Regions from separate parts of the Mus musculus genome. Here region 2 is linked to region 1. Evidence: chromatin loops called from intact Hi-C (ENCODE). Cell type or tissue: heart. All regions are shown on one strand.

Evidence for each region. A loop is a pair of places that touch in the nucleus more often than their neighbours do. Peaks named below come from ENCODE experiments on the same cell type or tissue, not always from the same donor. Only the 100,000 strongest peaks of a DNase experiment are listed, where the experiment ranks them.
Region 2: it touches region 1 in a loop (2.0-fold over the local background); 1 of 42 quality-filtered maps calls a loop at or near these places.

The regions. Positions count from the first base shown.
Region 1 is chr9:71,288,856-71,292,855 of GRCm38, reverse strand. The region is part of intron 12 of Aldh1a2 (aldehyde dehydrogenase family 1, subfamily A2); the gene reads right to left. Among named protein-coding and RNA genes, the nearest start is that of Aldh1a2, 75 kb to the right of the region's middle. In heart, no CTCF peak of the experiment used is centred here; a DNase peak (open chromatin) is centred at 1,895.
Region 2 is chr9:71,345,240-71,349,239 of GRCm38, reverse strand. No RefSeq gene overlaps it. Among named protein-coding and RNA genes, the nearest start is that of Gm32769, 26 kb to the left of the region's middle. In heart, no CTCF peak of the experiment used is centred here; no DNase peak of the experiment used is centred here.

The DNA of each region.
Region 1 (4,000 bases):
TTGTCAGAAAGCATTTACTGAGAAATCACTGCTGGGCTCCGGGCAAGCAAAGCCAAGTAACCTGTTGCCCAAGTACCTTGCAGGTGAGTGTGGCTCAGAGGAAGGGTCTCCTAGGGTCACTTCTGCCACAGCACTTCTGTCCCTATGGAGCTGAGCTCACTCATCTGACTTTCCGACCTCCCTAAAACTGTGAACTGGCCACACTTCCTAGCACATTAAGGACACAGAGGGAGAGGGGGTGGTGAGAGGGTGGAAGAAGACCTTTTGCTCTACAGCTCCTTTGTCAGTTCTACCCCGTGGCCACTGTCTCTGTCAGAAGGAGGACCACTCAGAATTGTGTCTGTATGTGAAAGGCGAGTGAGAAAGCTGTCTTCTGCACCAGTGGGCCACAGAAGACACGGTTCCTACAGCTGGGTTGTACAAATAATACCTAGAGCAGTGGCCCGTCCTTTTCCTTTTGGGCTCCCATGGCCCTACACACAGCTCCAACAGCATTGCCAGTAGCTCTTCTGGGTACCACACCCAAGTTGACAAGGGCCTGGGACACAAGAGTCAACAAAGCAAACTCTGCAAGCACACCATCACTGTCCAGGCCGCTGGAGATGAGTAAACTGGGTCTCATTAGCCATAGCCTCACTAGCTCTACCCAAGCCCTGGGTGTCTATCACCAGCTTACTCTAGAGTTCCCTGGATTTTTTCCTGTCCTAAGGCAATTTAGCAATTTGGAATGTGTCTCCTCATCAGGACATTTTGTGCTTCCTGGTGGCAGTGATTTCCTTATGCACGCACTTGCGCACATCCTGAAGCAGACTTTCTTGGAGACTATGGTCGCTGAGCTGTGAGAAGTACTGGGGAAGGGTCTATAAGATCAGAAACGTGTCAGTCATATGGCTGCATTTAACTATGCCCACTGGCTCCCACCGTGTTTGTATGTGTGAAACTATGGGTAGCCTTACTAGTTGGAGGGTCCTTGCCCATTCTCTGGCAGGGATATAGTTACACAGCCTGGTTAGAGGCAAAGGAGGTATCTCAAATCTATAGTCAAAGGGCTACCATGGGCCCAGGGTATCAAAGAGGGCTGGTAAGATGCCTCAGAGTGGTGGAACAGGGGCACCATGGGGCAGAAACAGAATCCTGGTGTCAATGGACAGAGAAACAATGGCTCTTCTAAAAGCTGGATGAAGGGTCCACTAGGCTATCCCTGTCCTCTTGGTGCCCAGTCACCTCCCCTGTGGCCGTTCCTGAGCCCCAGCATTCATACATATATAGTTATAATCCAAGGACCATGACCACACTGTGGAGTTTTGAGCCTCCCCACACCAAAGTTTCTGTTTCTGTACGTCTGGGGAAGGATGAAGGGCAGAGCTGGTCATTCTGCCCACTCTTTGAGAAGACTGTTCAAGGGACTCTAAACTATTTGAAGTTTAGATTCTTCAGCAACATCACCACATTAATCTAGGGTCTTTCTCTCAAATCTTTTCATTCTAGTGTCTGTGGCACTTCTAGATGCATAGTTAACAAAGAAGAACCTCACTGCTCAAGAGCCAGGTCCTTCCTTGAGCACCTCCACCCATGTGCCCACTGTTGTCGCTGCACACTGCCACAGGGCACAGAGACCCCGAGAGGCTCCCAGTCTACTTCTCAGCAGAATAGGTCAGTCACTGAGATAAAGAAACGGGGCGCACCCAGAGATAAAGAGGAGATGTTAGATTTTTAGCGGCACCCAGCAAGCCTATTTTAGGAATCCTTGGATTTCTGTTTAGGGTGTATTTCCTTGTGCTTCTACTGGGCTTGGTATAACAATTTTCTGAATGAGGTCCCCACACCAGCTGCACCAGCCTCATTCCAGAAGCTTATTAGAACATGAAGATCCCGGCTCTGGCCCAGAGCTACTCAGCTAGTCTCTGAGAGTGGGTCCTAAGATGAGCATATTTCACAATCCCAACCCCTCAGACCACAGATGACTTCTGATCACATGCATGCTATGTGTGTGTGTGTGTGTGTGTGTGTGTGTGTGTGTGTGAAGCTTGACTGCACAGCAGCTCAACACTATTCTCACTCTTGCAGTCCTAATCCTTTCTGTCTAAGATGTTACTGTTTATAGTTCTCTCTCCATCCCTTTAGTTCAGCATGACTTTGGAGCTTATATTTCCCTGCCTTTCACACATAGACTGAAATGAGGCAGGAACAGAAGGACAGACAATGGCTGGAAGCTTTTGGGCAGGCAGCACTGATGAGTACCCTTCTAACCTCTAACCTGGGCACAAGGGGGAGAGCACATCAGATAACCTGTAGTGGGCAGCCCTCATGCAGCTCCAGGGAGAAACTGAACCTAGGCAGTCAGCCTTCCTTGGAGCTTTTTTTCTGGAAGGTTCCTTCTCTGCACCACGTTGGTGTGGGCATGAAGATTCTGGGCTGTGAAACAAAGAAGCCTTCCCAAAGGGAAGGTTAAGTGGGTTTTCTGGAGCCCATCACACTAGATGGAAGGCAGAGCAGGGTCTTTTATTTAAACTATTTCCAGCACTCAAGAAAACAGAGAAAACATGTTTTGGGAGCAAGTGGAGACCGAGAATGAGCTTATTTACATTGCGGCATCTTAAACTGTGGCCAGGAGGAGTTTGTACAGTGAACAGGGTCAGGAAACGGTTGGCAACACTGAGGGGTTTCTGAATCCTCAGTGGCCAAAGAGTAACTCAAACTCAGATCCATAAGATATCTGGGCATTCCAGTATTTGCTTGCCCATGTCCCATGTGTGGCTTCGTGTGTGCCTGCTTGGTCTGAACACATAGCACACACTTGGTACCATGCACTCAGCAACTCAGCTGAGGTTCAGACTGCTGGCATGAGGCCGGGGTTGTGCTATGAACCACGTGCATACTGGGTATACAAGGTTCCTTATAGAAACATATTTTTTTAATAGAAAATAAAGGTTTTTAATATTTCCTCTCCCCTTCCTCAGCCTGTAACTGGCAACTTAAGTACATCACTAGAACACATTGTTAAAATGCTTGATTTTAAAAATTGCTATTGGAGTTTGATAAACATTTATCAAATAAATTTTGGCTTTGGATTGGGATAGAATTTCCAGTAATTTCTGAGACAGCCCTAAACATGCTCCTGCTAGGAGGCAGTCCACATCTCTGTGGGGCAGTGCTCTCAGCTCTGAAAAGTGTTGAAGATGCTCTTTGTCCTATAGCATCAAATATCCAGCAAACTTAGTTCTTTATATAAAAATAAACAAGCATGTATATCTATCTCATTAATATGCAAAGTTTCATCTTTTAACAAATAGTATAATTGTATAGATTCCAAATAATTATTTTATAAGAAATTTCTTTATGATTGATTATCAGAAAATATTTGGATTATATACCTATTTAGCATACCTACATACTGAAAGTTTCAAAACTTTCTGAGGCAAAAGGGGTCACAAATAGAAAAAAGGTTGTGAAACCTTGACTCAGTGCAATCAGTCTCATCAAAGAGTACCATCCATCATTATTTTGTAACTGCAGGGAGAGGGCCATATCACCACCATGTCTCTATGGAGAGAGAAGCTGCTCTTTAGGTTTCCTTGACCATTGTTATATATGGTTTGTTATATATGGTTTGACAGAGCCAAACTGTGCCCCCAAACAACTTCCTAGCAAAGGGACATTTCTTCTGGGAAGAGACCAGATTCACATATCACCAAAAATCCCAATCCGTCAGGGCCTGCTTCTGATGAGGGACGGGATAGCATGGGACTGGACCCCATTACTCGCAGGCCAGTTATTACAAGTTTATTTTATACTGGTGATTCACCATGTTAATGATCTGTAGCAAAACATTGAATGAGGACAGTGTTCCGGGACCAGTGACTGTCCCAACAACACTTCAGAGAGACTGGGGAGGAAAGCCACAGCGGCAGGAAATGAGAGAGCAAGAGGAATGCAGTCTCAGCCGGGCAAAGTTAGGGCCATGTGCAAGAAGAGGTCCTCTGTGCAGGAAGGCTTTAGG
Region 2 (4,000 bases), 56 kb before region 1:
TGTACCACCTCCCACCTTCCACTCCTTCACACACACACACACACACACACACACACACACACCCTAAACCTCCTCTCTAGAATCCAGGGAAGATATTTCAGGGGCAGCACCCAAAATTGCCACGCACATACCAGCCAGTCCCCATCCCGTCTTCCTTGCTGTTCCTCATGTACATTCCAGCACATTCTACCCCAGGCAATGTCCTGGACTTCTGGCTTTATGGGGAAGTTTGGAAGGCAGGAAAAGATGTGAAAGAGAGAGACCCCACCTCTGTAAAGAATGCAAGTTCAGTGAGGACGCAAGCTGGGAACTGATTGCATCTGTTCGTGAATCACTTTGTGTTATACCTAAGTCGTGCGTCCCGTACACTTATTTCTCTGACCTACAGTTCCCAAATGTGGCAGGCCTGGTGGTCAGTTCTGGGGCTGATGCTAATGTGACATTGCCATATTGCCTTTATTGAAGACATTCGTTGCTGGAGGCTGATCTGAACAGGCACTCAAGGACTTAATATGGTGTTCTTTATGGTCCTCGAGTATATCACCAACATGGAGGGCTTCTGACAGGAAAATGGACCATGAGCAATTAAATGGGCCATCAGGCATGAATTGAAGCTGTTGTGGGTAATGAGGAGAAATGACGACTCTGTGACAGAGACAATAATAGCATTTAGCCTGGAGCACTTGCCTGGATGGAAGAGTTCCAGCCAAGTGGCTATGAAAGAGGGAGATGAAGACTTCCAAGGGTTCCCAGAGATCCCGTTCGCAGTGTACCCAGATCCCTATCTGTACCCAGACTTGTAAGCAGAACAGGACAGGTATCAGGTCAGCTTCTCCAGCAACCAGCTTAGTCCTAGCCTCTGTCTGTCCACAGCCTCCTCACACCTTGTGCCCTGCAGTTGGTGAAAGGGGCTGTGCCTCTGTTTCCAGTCCCTTCTTAGCAAGGGGCTCACCCTTCTCTTGCACAGTATCTCAAGTCTAATTTAGACACGTGGGGCCTATGGATGTAGTCTGTGTCTCTGCACCCTTTGTCTACAATTGAAAAGGCCACGTGCAGTATTAGACTATGGACCTTTTTCAGCAATGGCTTCTGACACTTCCAAAGTCACAGTTGTCTGAGCATCTTTGGAGGGAAATCCTCATGTTCAAATCCATGTCAAATCCAAATCCTGGAAGGCCTTTAAGGGAACATTTAAAGAATTACCTCATTTGGGAAAAAAAGAATCTTCAGACAAGAAGATTCTTAGCTCAGAGACACGGGAGAGGCTCCCCTTGTTTTTTACCCAGGGTCTGAAACTCACAAAAGAAGAGTAAACAGAAACCCAAAGGGGCTACAGAGACACCACATTCTGGAAATGGGGAGTTTGCTACCCAGCCTCTGTGTCTCCCCTCCCCACATCAGCATCAGCAGCACCCAGGAAATATTGAATGACCCCAAATGCATGAAGACAGTATTTGGCATTGGAGAAGAACACATTCTTTTAAAAGTCCATTAGGGCTGGAGAGATGACTCAGAAGTCAAGAGCATTTGTTACTTTTGCAGACCAGGGATCCGTTCTCAGCGCCAGCACGGTCGCCCACACAGCGCCAGCACAGTGGCCCACAACCATCCTTAACTCTAGATTCAGGAGGTCTAATATCTTCTTTTGATTCCGCAGGCAAACAGTACACACATGGTACAAATATACACAAGAAGGACAAACACTTATAGAAATAAAGTAAACTAAATAAATCTCTAAAAAGTTTTACATATACACAGACAAACCCAGACATACATGCACACATGCACGCACATACGCACACTACATTTTGGAAGACATTCCTAAAACAAACTGGGAATATCAGTGATTCCTTGAGGTGGCTGTTAGTCGAGGACCTTCTGTGGGTTCTGTTGGCATAAACCAGTGCAATGGCCCAGTAGAGACAGTTGCTGGAGGATGTGGTGTGGCATCTTTGAAGCTCACCCAGCTGGGATTCTTCACCTGTCCAGCATCCACTCTTTGGCAGGGCTACTCTTCAGTCCATGTGACTAAGGTAGGATCTCCCATACCTTCTATATCCAGTGTTAATGGTTTAGAGATAAAGTCGGGGTTCAGTCTGGCTCAAGGAGAGGCAGTCTGCTTTCAGTAATTCTCTCTGTCACTGGCGAGATGGCTCAGCAGGTAAGAACACTGACTGCTCTTCCGAAGGTCCTGAGTTCAAATTCCAGCAACCACATGATGGCTCACAAACCATTCATAATGAGATCTGACACCCTCTTCTGGTGTGTCTGAAGACAGCAACAGTGTGCTTATTTATAATAATAATAAATATTTTTTTTTAAAAAAAGTATCCTCTCTGTCTCTCTCTCTCTCTGTTTCTCTGTCTCTGTCTCTGTCTCTGTCTCTCTCTGTGTCTGTCTCTCTGTCTCTGTCTGTATACTATGTGTGTGTGCATGTCTCTGTGTGTGTATGTCTGCCTTTGTCTATATATAGTGTGTGTGTGTGTGTGTGTGTGTGTGTGTGTGTGTGTGTGTGTGTGCCTCCAATGTGTGCATATCTGTGGAGACCAGAGGTTGGGTTCACGTATCTTCCCCTATTGCTCTCCATCTTGTTTTTGAGGCAAAGCCTCCCTCTGGCTGGCCAGTGAGTCTCTGAGATCTGCTGCTCCCTCGCCCTCAGTGCAGGAGTTGCTGGGTCCAGCTGAGCAGGGGAGGACAATCTCAGGTCACATGCTTGCCCCACAAGCACTTTACCCAATGACCTTTTTTCTAGCTCTCTTTCAAAAATTTCTGAGAGGAGTTTTTCCCTTAAGATTCTGAAGACATTAAACTTTATTTCTTCTTATTCAGTATTTAATTTCTTCCTATACAGAGGCTTTCTTCCTCCTGAAGGCTGGCTAAGCATAATTAGGAAATTGTAAGTGTTCTGAGTCTTTCAAAGATACCTTCTGGGTAACTCAAGACGAATCTAGTTAATGTCAATTGTCCCTACATAATTACTAAAAATGTCCTTATAATAAAAGGGGCCTTAGTTACCATGACACATTACAAGGCCACCCCAGCCAAGGGGATCTTCTTCGGTTAGTTGTAAGTTGAAGAATATGTTTTGTCTTTTTCAAAGCTTTGTCTTTAATGAGGCAAAGAAATACAGCTAGGGAATGGAAGCAGGAGAGAGATTTGTTTAAAAATAACTATTGCAGCCTTTGCAAAGTTTTTCTAGCACGAATCCAGTAGGAATCCAACAATAATTTAGAAAAAAAAAACCCAAACCTCCCAGGCTGTTGAAAGAGTTCGATGGGGCTGCTGACTTCCCTGCCTCAGCGCCCTTTCACTTGAGGAATCCGCACTTGCTAAAGGCCATCAGATAATTCGTAGCTGGATATTTTCTTTTAAAGCCAGAAATGGCTTTAAATGCTATGATGTGCATCGTTATTGGGCCAGTTAAGGAAAAATAGAACCTTTTATTTGGGGAGTATCCTCAGGAAATGAATTCATAAACAAAATTTTCTGCCACAGACTTTTGTCCCTTGAGTAGCTCCTGATGGAGGAAAAAAATGTGTACGTCCTCAGCAGGGGGTGGGGAAGCCTGTGGAGGTGGTGGGTCTGCCCCCTCATCCATGTGAATGGTGTGTGTGTGTGCATGTGTGTGCATGTGTGTGTGTATGTGTGTGTGTGTGTGTGTGTGTGTGTGGTGTGTGTGTGTGCATGTGTGTGTGGTGTGTGTGCATGTGCATGTGTGTGTGGTGTGTGTGTGTGTGCATGTGTGTGTGTGTAATGTGTGTGCATGTCTGTATGTGTGTGTGGTGTGTGCATGGGTGTATAAATATGTGTGTAGTGTTTGTATGTGTGTATATGTATGAGTATGTGTGTGTCTGTATGTGTACAGATGTATGTGACTATGTGTGTGTCTATGTGAGTGTAAATATGTGTGTGTCTCTGTGTGAGTATGTTTGTTTGTGTGTTAGTATGTGTGACTATGTGTGTGTACCATAGTGTGTGTGTGTGTTAGTGTGTTTTTGTG